2 separate regions of the Homo sapiens genome follow, and region 2 is linked to region 1. A link is an interaction called in ENCODE POLR2A ChIA-PET data of the cell type or tissue named here. Cell type or tissue: CD4-positive, alpha-beta T cell. All regions are shown on one strand.

Region 1 (5,000 bases):
GCATCGGAGAGCCCTCCACCCAGATGACCCTCAACACCTTCCACTTTGCAGGCAGAGGCGAGATGAACGTCACCCTGGGCATTCCAAGGTGTGGGGCACAAGGGAGCACAGGGTGGGGTCTGTCCTAGCCTCTCCTGGAGAAGGGGCCATTTAATGAGAGGGGGTGAGTGAGTGTGTGTGAATGAGAGAGTGTGTCTGTGTGAGAGAGGGACAGGGTCTCATTAAAGTGGGGATCAGGGTTAGAATTTCCAGAGCCCAGCTGGTTTCTTTGGTGCCCAGGCCTGGTAGGATCTCCATTTATTCCTCTGCCAACTCCTGCATCCACGTTCCTGGGGATGCCTGTGAGACTGCACACTGCTGGGGGAAGGACTCAGGAACGTACATTGTTAACAAGCCCCACACAAGGTGCCTGGTTGCCCAACTCCAGGGGAGCCATTCACATAGAACGTGCCCCCACGTGGCCCTGGGCCCTGGCCCTTCAGGTAAATATATGTGCTGGACAAGGGGAATGAGTGTGGGGTCAGACCCATCTGCATTCAGTCCCTGGCCCTGCCTTTTTCTAGCAGAAAGACTCTGGACAGGTACCTCACTTTCCAAACCTCAGGGGGTCCTTCTGTGGAAGGCCAGAGGCTGGGACCCACTATACATCCAGGCAGTGAGGGCTGGCTGAGCTCAGCAGGAGCACTGTGGGTGCTAGTTGCCTTCCCTGCATCGCTTGTTCATTCAGTAAGCGTCAGCAGGCACCTGTTGTTTGCAAGGCACAGGTGATAGGAAACAAGAATCAGACAAAGCCCTGAGCACAAGGAGTGGGCCCTCCAGGGAGGAAACTGACAGGGGAGTCCCTTACTGTTGCACACGAGGCCAGAGCTGGGATTCTCTGATCTAGCATATTATCCCTGTGAGATCCCCAGGCCTCTCTCAGATTCCAAAAGAACTCTGACATCATTAGGAGAAGCTGCACCCAAACAGAAGGTCTGGTTGCCACTCATGATTGGATGTGCCCTTATTCTGTGACAGGTTGCGGGAGATTCTCATGGTGGCCAGCGCCAACATCAAGACACCCATGATGAGCGTGCCCGTGCTCAACACCAAGAAAGCCCTGAAGAGAGTGAAAAGCCTGAAGAAGCAACTCACCAGGGTGTGCTTGGGGGAGGTAACGTCTCTCCTTCCCAGGTTGCAGACGGGGTGAAGGCATGTTCCTATATCCTCCCCATGTGTGAAGAACAGGCTTTGCTTACTGCTCTGACCCTAGGCTCAGATTCCCACCAATGAGAGATAAGCTGTCTCTGCCAGGTGCTGAGCAGAGATGGATCAGGAAGCTTTTAAGAGAGTCATTAGTTCCACAGCATCCTCCTGTGCCTGAAAAATAAACCATTTCCTGAGTTTGCCTACCCGCTCTGCTGAGGCCACTCCTAGGAGGTTCAGGCCACTCTCTGGAGGTGACTGCAGGCTGTGGGCCCCCCAGCAGATCCACACCAGTATAGCTCACCAGGGTTTCTTTGGGGTTTGGCCTGTGGTCTCAGCTGCTATCTCTGTAAACCCTTGGGTCTCGTAACCCACTCACATTGCGCAGTCACCTAGGACCTGAACAAGTCAAGTTCTCTCTGTCCGTCTGGTTCCAGGTGTTGCAGAAAATTGACGTCCAGGAGTCCTTCTGTATGGAAGAAAAACAGAACAAATTCCAGGTGTACCAGCTGCGGTTTCAGTTCCTGCCACATGCATATTACCAGCAGGAGAAGTGCCTGAGACCCGAGGACATCCTGCGCTTCATGGAAACAAGGTCAGGGCTCAGGCTGTGATTGTCATTGACCTTGACCCAGAGAATGCGCTTGAACTGGGGCAGGAAGCACCTAGCCACAAGGCTCCTAGAGATTGAGTGCCTTTGCCCAAATGAGCCCTTCAAGGGAAGTGTTTAGGAAGCAGAGGGCCTTGCAGCCTGATCTGGAAACCTGACCACAGTCTGGCTTGTGGGTATGACTTTCTTAGCCACACGTCACTCCCTGAGCCCATTTCTTCTCTTGGGTTGACGTCAGGATTGTTGTCTTCTGGGGCTTGCAGGCATTAAGACATGGAAATGTGGGTGTGGTAAAGAGAAGGGAGCACCATCAAAGCGGTGCTTCTGTGGTGTCGGAGCAGCACATGCTGTTAATGTTTGCTAGGGTGTTACTGCAGGCAGTATAATGTGGTTCCTGATGCATTTAGATTCTGTGAATAATGAACAATGTGCGGGTGGCACGCTGCTGTTAGATCTCCATTCTATAACCAGGATTGCCTCCAGAGAAATTCGAGTTCCTGTCCCGAGTTCCTGTCCAGTAGGGAAAAGGAACTTTTGTCTCAAGTTCAAGTTACTGTTAGATATTTGAAAAGCAGAGGCCACAATGCTGAGTTCCGGGGAGCAGGAGGATGGGCTTTTTGGGGACTGGGGCAAGACTGGAAGAGCCCACGAAGCATTTTTGACTCACCAGCTAACCCTAGACGGTGAAGTGTGAACACAAAAAGGCTGCATAGCCCAGCAGGTGACAGGCCAGTGAAGCAGGCTTGGAGGCCCCCGGCAGACTGAAGAGTGTGGAACCTGTCTCAAGGGGCACCTGTTACTATGCAGGAATGGAGGCCCGGGGGGCCACATCTTTTGATTTAAAAAGAAAGAAAACAAGCTTCCCACCCCCTACGTTTTTTTCTTTCTTGGGTCACTTGTTTACTTGCCTTTGCTTTTATATAATTGAGGTCTCCTGACTTTTAAACATCAGCAACTAATTCATGTGTTTTTAAAAGCCCAGTAAGGCCCAGATGGTTCTCATCTGTTGCAGGATCTGGCCACAGGCCACTGACCACTGCCTCTAATCTAGACCAGTTCTTGGTCTTCTGGGAGCTGCTCAGATAGAGAAGCAATGACAGAGCAGAAGCAGAAAGCTCCCTGCACTCAGCCATCCCACAAACACATACTGAGCCATGCCCATTCGTCGCTGAGTCACGGGGGCAGGCGTGGGCAACACAGTACGACTTTTCTGCCCTCAGCCCTCTGCCCTCTCACCTTATGGGGCCTGGCCTCGAGCCAGCCCTCTGTGCAGGTGGCATTTGGGATGGTGGGTCTTGGGGTGGAGGAGCTTGGATGTGAACTCAGTCCTTTGGACGGGGGTCACTGGCCAGGTGCTTCCTGCCCCAGTTCACGAGCCCTGGGTGAAGTTGTTGTTGGCTGGGCCTCAGGAGCACCTGCGTTGGTGCCAGCCTGGGCTGAGAACATTCCTTCTGTCGAGTGGTCCTCTGTGCTATCTGGGCACTGGGCAGAGTGGCAGGGGAGTGCTGTGTGCACCCGCCTGCCAGCTCCTTAATTAACAGCGAGGAACATAACTACCAAGTGCAGGGGGCGTTTGTGCTGGCCTGGCAGTGGTTTTCTGGGAAATGGGAATTCAGATTTCATGGCCTCTAGAGAATAACTAAGGGTGGACGGAGTTAGATGTTTTGCCCCAGTTCTGTTCACAGGAGGCCCAGGCCAGCCCAGCAGGTAGGTCGGCATGAGGCTGGCGCCAGCCCATGCTGGGGTTCTTTTTACTTATATTACCTCATGGAATTGAAAATAGGAAATCACTTTTTAAGACTTCTTCCTGATGAGGGACAGCCCTGGCTTGTTCCCAGCCGTGAAGTACTTTTTCAACTCCTCCCTGTGTTTTGCTTGTGAACTTGAAAATCTGTGATAAATAAAGCCATGCGCAGTAGCTTTTGGTGGAGGTGGCCTCAAGGACTCAGCAGAATGGGGCTGAGGGGTTAGGCAGAGCTAAAAGATGGGGCAGTGGATGAGCTGGGTGCGGTCTGGACTCCCTTTGTCAGGCCCCAGGCAGCAGAGCAGCTGTGTTCAGGCCTCTGGCCGCCCACAGGAAATGGGAGGAAGTGTGAGTGCACTTTCAAAAGAGCAGCCAACCCCCAAGAAGCTTTTTCTCCTTCCTTTCTCCCATCCCTCCCCCTTCCTTCCTCTCTGCCACCCTCTTTTTCTTTCTCTTTGCCCCCACCCTCCCTTCTCCCAGCTGTGGAGTCATGAGACCCTTGACAGAGCCTGGAGAAAAACAGCACGAGACAGATGGTTCCCTAGGTAGAGATATACAAGCGTAGAAGGCCCCCCAGATCTCTGCACTGGCACCCATCACATGGGCTGTTTGTGTAAATTGTCTGGCAGGTGGCAGGGGAGATGAAGTGGAAAGAGCACTGAGCTAGGAGTTAGGGGCTGTAAGTTTTGGCCTCCGGTCCCCAGCCATGAAAAGACCCAGCTGACAGTCTGTAATTGTAGCTTCTGTGAATCTGACTTTCCAAACAGCAGGTGGTGGAGCTGTTGCCAGGCGCGTTCAGAAACCGCCAGGGGTCATGTGCTCTGTTTGTAATTATTTACGTGGGACGGGAGGCTTCTCTGCCCCTGCCCCTCCTGTTCCCTTTCTGTTGCTACATTCAGGTGAGCTGCACAACCTTGAGAAGGCAGTCACTGTGGGCCGTTAGTTCCCCTGCTCTTGGCAAAACCATAGAAGGGCAAATTGCACCTCCAGGAAAACTGGCACACTGGTCACATGCCTACCACTTACTCACCAGCCATTCATTCTGCCTTCTCACCTCCTTCCCTCCTACGTTCTCCACAAGTCCTGGTCACCAAAAGAGGCAGGGAAGGCAGAAGGCATCCCCAACTGGGGGAATCAGGGAGGGCTTCTTGGAGGAGTTACAGCTGCTGAGGCCTGGCCTTGAAGGATGAGTACAGCTTCAGTAGGTAGATATTGGCCAGGGAAGTTACTGGCAGAGTGAGCCGCTCAAGCAAAGGCCCAAAGGGTGCACAGGGTGGAGGGAGCAGATGGGCAGTTAGAGTTGAGGCCAGATGTGAAATGCTGGGGGCAAAAGCATCAGAGCCGTGACATTGCCACAAGTTGAGACAGGCTGGGGCGCCCAGCTGAGGGAAGCAGCCCTGTGTGTGGCAGCAGCTGAGCCCCGCACCCCCACTCCGCCTCATTCCATCTCCTCTGCTCTGC
Region 2 (5,000 bases), 180 kb after region 1:
TTACATTCTTGTAAGCAAGGTACCAGAGTTTCAGTTTCTCCGCATCTTTATCAACATTTGTTATTATCTTTCCTTTTTTACTACTGTCATCCTGATAGATGTTAAGTGATATCTCATTGTGGTTTTGATTTGCTGATAGCTAATGATGCTGAGCATCTTTCCCATGTGCTCTCATTGACCGTATGTGTGTTTTCTTTGGAGGAATGCCCATTCAGATCCTTTGCCCATTTTTAATTGGGCTATTTGACTTTTTATTCTTAAATTGTAAGAGTTCTTTCTGTGTTCTGGATACCAGTACCCTATATCTGGTATGTGATTTCCAAGTATTTTCTCCACTCTCTAAGTTGTCTTTTCACTTTCTTTAGGGTATCATTTTTAGCACAAAAGTCTTTAATTCTGATGAAACCCAATTTACCTATTTTTCCTTTGGTCATTTATGCTTTTGGTGTCATATCTAAGAAACTATTGTTTAGTCCCAAGTTTTCTTCTAGTATGTTTATAACATACTACCTCTTACATTTAGGTCTTTGATTCGTTTTGCATTAATTTTTGTATATGGTATATTAGTCCATTTTCACTACTGATAAAGACATACCTAAGACTGGGCAATTTACAGAAGAGGTTTAATTGTAGTTACAACTCCACATGGCAGGGGAAGCCTCACAATCATGGCAGAAGGCAAGGAGGAGCAAGTCACGTCTTACATGAATGGCAGCAGGCAAAAGAGAGAAACTGTGCAGGGAAACTCCCATTTTTAAAACCATCAGATCTCATGAGACCCATTCACTACCACAAGAACGGCACAGGAAAGACCTGCCCCCATGATTCAGTCATCTACCACTGGGTCCTTCCCACAACACATGGGAATTATGGGAGCTACCAGATGAGATTTGGGTGGGGACAAAGAGTCAAACCATATCAGTGTGAGGTCAGGGTCCAAGGTCATCCTTTTGCATGTTGTTCTCCAGTTGTCCCAGGACCATTTGTTGAAAAGAACTTTCCTCTATTTGCTGCATTCTTTCTTTCTTTGCTGCCTAGAGCCTTTCCCTGCCCTTCGCCCTTCTGTTACTCGTATTTTAAGTCAAGTCTCAGCTCAGCGGTTACCCCTTCTAAGAGGCTATCCCTGATCGTCCCTCTGTGTGTGTGAGAGAGCCCCCTCATGCCTTAATCCTGATGTTTATCATTGTAGGATTTCAGCTGTTCATCTTCCCCACTTGTTTTCCAGGCCAGGTCTTGGGAGACAGGGGCTGTGTGCTTAACATCTTACATTACTTAATATGCACTTACATATATTCAACTTCAGGGGGAAGGGGAGATAGTACTTGAATCACAGTGTAATCTTCCATTACCTGTGAACTCTAGATTGTACAGAAAATCCGGTTATAACTTGTAATTCTTTGAGTACATCAGTAATGCACCTTAGGTTTAATGTGAGGAACAGGACTGATAGTTCTCTTCAACCTAAACATCCACTGGTAGACAGGGAAAAGCCCAGCACCCGCTCCCTGCCCCTTCTCCCTGAACCATGGAATGTAAGTCCTTTCATTAGGCTACTGGGCCAATTTTTAGACCTAAGCTCATGGCTGGACCAATAGTAGCCTTCATAGATGCCAATGCCCTTCCTTGATGGGCTTCAGTGAGGACTCCTGACCAATCACTGACGAGGGGGGTTGGGAGGACTTCTGATGGGGGAGTTGGCCTCCCTGGTCCTACACCTACCTGCCTGGAGAAGGAGCCAAAGCCACTTAAGCAAAACTGAGCAGCAGCCCACAGTGTCCATCTACCATGTCACCCCAGTGCTGAGCGATTTCTAAAAGGTTACTTTTTTCAATTATTTAAAAAAAACACCAAAAATTCAAGTAATACGGAAATAAGTAAAGGAGAAAGTCCCCTGTAATTTTTCATAGAGAAAGAGGAAGGAATGGGGGGCAGCTGTGTAAGTCAAACATGTTTGTAAAACTCCGTGAGTTTGAAACTAGTAAAATAGAAAGTGAAAGCCTGCTATAATTATGGTGGAATTGAGGGTGTCTTATTGTGTTACTAGAGAATTTTTTTAAGTAGGTTTTTAACATTTTGACCTTGTTAAAATGCTCCACTTTTCAAAACGGTCCTGACAGGATATCCTGCTTCCTTCCACGCAGAAGAGGTGGTTTGTGCAGAAGTGCAGGCCTCAGAATGCTTTGCACATGAGAGGAATGGCAAGAGTTGCCTATCACTGAGGATTTGGGGAGGAGGGATCACAGGATATGGGACTGAAAATGAGACAGGGCCAGATAGCAAAAGGCCTTGAATGCTACACTAAGCACGAAGCAGCTCCTTAATTTGTGCATCACTGAAGCAAGAATAGAGTGGAGGACATGGCCCGTGTGGTCCTCGTGTTCTGAGTGGCTATGACATGGAGTTCTGTGTGAGCTCTCCATGAAGAAAATCCCGTCTCCAGGCAGTCAGTGGAGATTTGATCCTTACCACAAGAGCACGTGGACAAATTTGAATTATCGTGGATGTATATGGGCAGAAGAAGGTCTCAGAGCCATAAGGGTGGGGCCCTGTTAGCTCTGTTGGTTCCACTCAGCAGCCCACAGTGTGAGTGGGACCCTGCCAGCCCTGCTAGACTTGAGCATTGTCTGGTGACGCTGGTCCCCGCCTTCATTACTGCAGCAGAGGAAGTGTGGCTGTGGCAGTTGTGGGTTTTGTATTTTCTATTTAAATATGTCCCTTAATGTGCCAGTTGTTAAAAAGACTACCAGTGGGCTCTGAAGGGATGCCTGGACACTTTGAAAGTGTGGTTCAGATGTGAAATTGCACTCAAAAGATGTTTTAAGAGAGACGAGGGCACGTTGATGTCAGTTTCGGTTTGGGCTGTGTAGTAGCAGCATTTTGAACTTGGCCCTCTCTCCTTTCTGAGAGCTAAAGACCTTATCTCCCTGCGGATGGCATTGCGTGCAGTTAATTATGGCCAGATGGACTCAGCCGCTTCTTCATCGTCTTCTCTCGGACTCTGCAGACCTACACCGTGCCTTTAAAGGAAGCAGGGCCCTCCCTGCTGAAGCATTCAGTGAGCCCAGGCACCAGCATCTTCAAACCGAGTCTTTTCTCTCCTTAGTGCTGCTCCCCGCTTTCCAGGCCTTCCTGGGATATCTTAGAGGTAAGAAAACTGAAGCCTCGACCTAGGGAGAAATGCTTTAACAAAGACGACGCTGCTAGTTAAATCAATCTAGAACTGAGTCCAGCCTCCAGATCTCCTGATTATTTTTTTTTCTAACAGTTGATGGGATGAAATCTACATAAGATTTAATCCTTTGAAGCCCATTGTTTGATGAGTATTAAAAACTTATGCAGCCACGCCTCTGTCACCACAATCCCGCTTTAGCACATTCCCATGGCCCAAGCGAGTTCCCCGGAGCCCCTCTGCAGTCAGTCCCCACCCTCAACCCCACCCCAGGCTTCCACCAACTGGTTGAGTTTATAGTGTAGTGTTATTTCCATGACTTGGTTATTTAAATTTTTTTCTGCTTCTAACTGGGTAAGAGTTATAACTTAAATGTGAGTAAAATATGTCAATAACGTGACCCTCAGTTATTGTCCTTGTGTGATATCATACAAGTCTCCACACATGCCAGGTACTGGGCAAAATGCTTAGGGCATCAGAGCAACCTGCGAAGAAGCGACCAGCACCAGAGTTTACAGGTGTGGGAAATGAAAGTTCCACAAGGTCACTGATGCCCCCAGATCACGTGATCCATGGCAGAATTGAGCTCCTTCCCACATCTCATTAATGCCAGACACAAGTTTTCTTTCAATCTGAATGCTCTGCCCTGTTCCGGATTTTTAAAAAATAATAAGTGCAATAGAACATTGCCTTTTACTAAGAATTATGCCACTTACTTGTATTTCTGAGAAGGGTTGTCCTTAAGATTTCAGAGTGGAAATGAAAGTGGGGATTTTGCTGAGGAAAATTACTTTGATTGTTTTTAATACCTTTCTGTGAATTTCACATGATGTTTTTATGGCACACTGCCACAGCATTAACAATTGGCACTACCAGATGTCTACTTTGTCTTAATTGTGGGCAACCTGCAAGCGCAGCCTGGAAGATGTTAAAAACTGAAACCTTTATTTTTGTCCCTGGATATAAGACGAACGGGAGTTCTTGTATTTTACGAGAGAGTCACCAGCTCCTGGCTTCCAGTGAGCCTCATCTGGATGAATGCCACCCAGGCCCCAGCTGACGCCTCTGAGGCCTTCCTGGGAGCTCTGGAGTCCTCACAGCCTAGTCACACTGCTTCCTCTCTTCATTGCAGCTCCTGAAGGTGCGGCACTCGCCTTGAGGCACTTTCTTCTGAGCTGTGAGCTATGGGCAAGCAGTGGAGGGGGAAGAGAGCAGCTGAAGCAGATGCCGGTTCAACTTACTTAAAGATGTGGGACAAGCTCTGAGGAAGCCCCCAAGACAATGATGTCTGGTTGTGCACCATTGAAGCAAGAACAGAAACCATCCCAGAGTGGAGGACATGGCCCATGTGGTCCTCCTGTTCTGAGTGGCTATGAGATGGAGTTCTGTGTGAGCTCTCTACAGAAAAAGCCCTGTCTCCAGGCAATCAGTGGAGATCTGTTAAACGAGTTGAAACAAAAGAGGACAAGGAATTGCTGTGGCTTTAGACGTTGCCAGGACATGTAGAAACTCACTCAGGATTTACTACTGCATCCACTGTCACTTAGGCGCAGGAGGGGTCACAGTCAGAAGGTGACTACTGAGAAATGTGCCCTACCCACAGTCTAGAAAATTAAGTTTGGGCTGGGCGTGGTGGCTCACATCTATAATCCCAGAACTTTGGAAGGTGGAGGCAGGTGGATCACTAGGTCAGGAGTTTGAGACCAGCCTGACCAACATGGTGAAACCCCGTCTGTACTGAAAATACAAAAAGTAGCCGGGTGTGTCAGTGCACGCCTGTAATCCCAGCTACTCAGGAACCTGAGGCAGGAGAATGGCTTGAAACTGGGAG

Evidence for each region. Peaks named below come from ENCODE experiments on the same cell type or tissue, not always from the same donor. Only the 100,000 strongest peaks of a DNase experiment are listed, where the experiment ranks them.
Region 2: POLR2A ChIA-PET joins it to region 1 with 28 read pairs; 10 of 35 experiments call an interaction of 5 or more read pairs at or near these places.

What each region holds. Positions count from the first base shown.
Region 1 is chr2:86,035,480-86,040,479 of GRCh38, reverse strand. POLR1A (RNA polymerase I subunit A) reads left to right here. Exons shown (of 34, transcript NM_015425.6): 25 at 1-88; 26 at 1,018-1,153; 27 at 1,623-1,780. Among named protein-coding and RNA genes, the nearest start is that of POLR1A, 68 kb to the left of the region's middle. RefSeq lists enhancers at 1,023-1,153, 4,502-4,561 and a silencer at 3,782-3,831. In CD4-positive, alpha-beta T cell, a CTCF peak has its summit at 4,386; DNase peaks (open chromatin) are centred at 2,019, 2,959, 3,839, 4,359 and 5 weaker places; H3K4me3 peaks cover 891 bases; H3K27ac peaks cover 4,891 bases.
Region 2 is chr2:85,851,005-85,856,004 of GRCh38, reverse strand. All of the region lies in intron 3 of ST3GAL5 (ST3 beta-galactoside alpha-2,3-sialyltransferase 5), which reads left to right. Among named protein-coding and RNA genes, the nearest start is that of ST3GAL5, 35 kb to the left of the region's middle. RefSeq lists enhancers at 1,809-1,938, 2,309-2,408, 2,419-2,558. In CD4-positive, alpha-beta T cell, no CTCF peak of the experiment used is centred here; DNase peaks (open chromatin) are centred at 774, 2,054, 2,634 and 4,274; H3K4me3 peaks cover 3,301 bases; H3K27ac peaks cover 5,000 bases.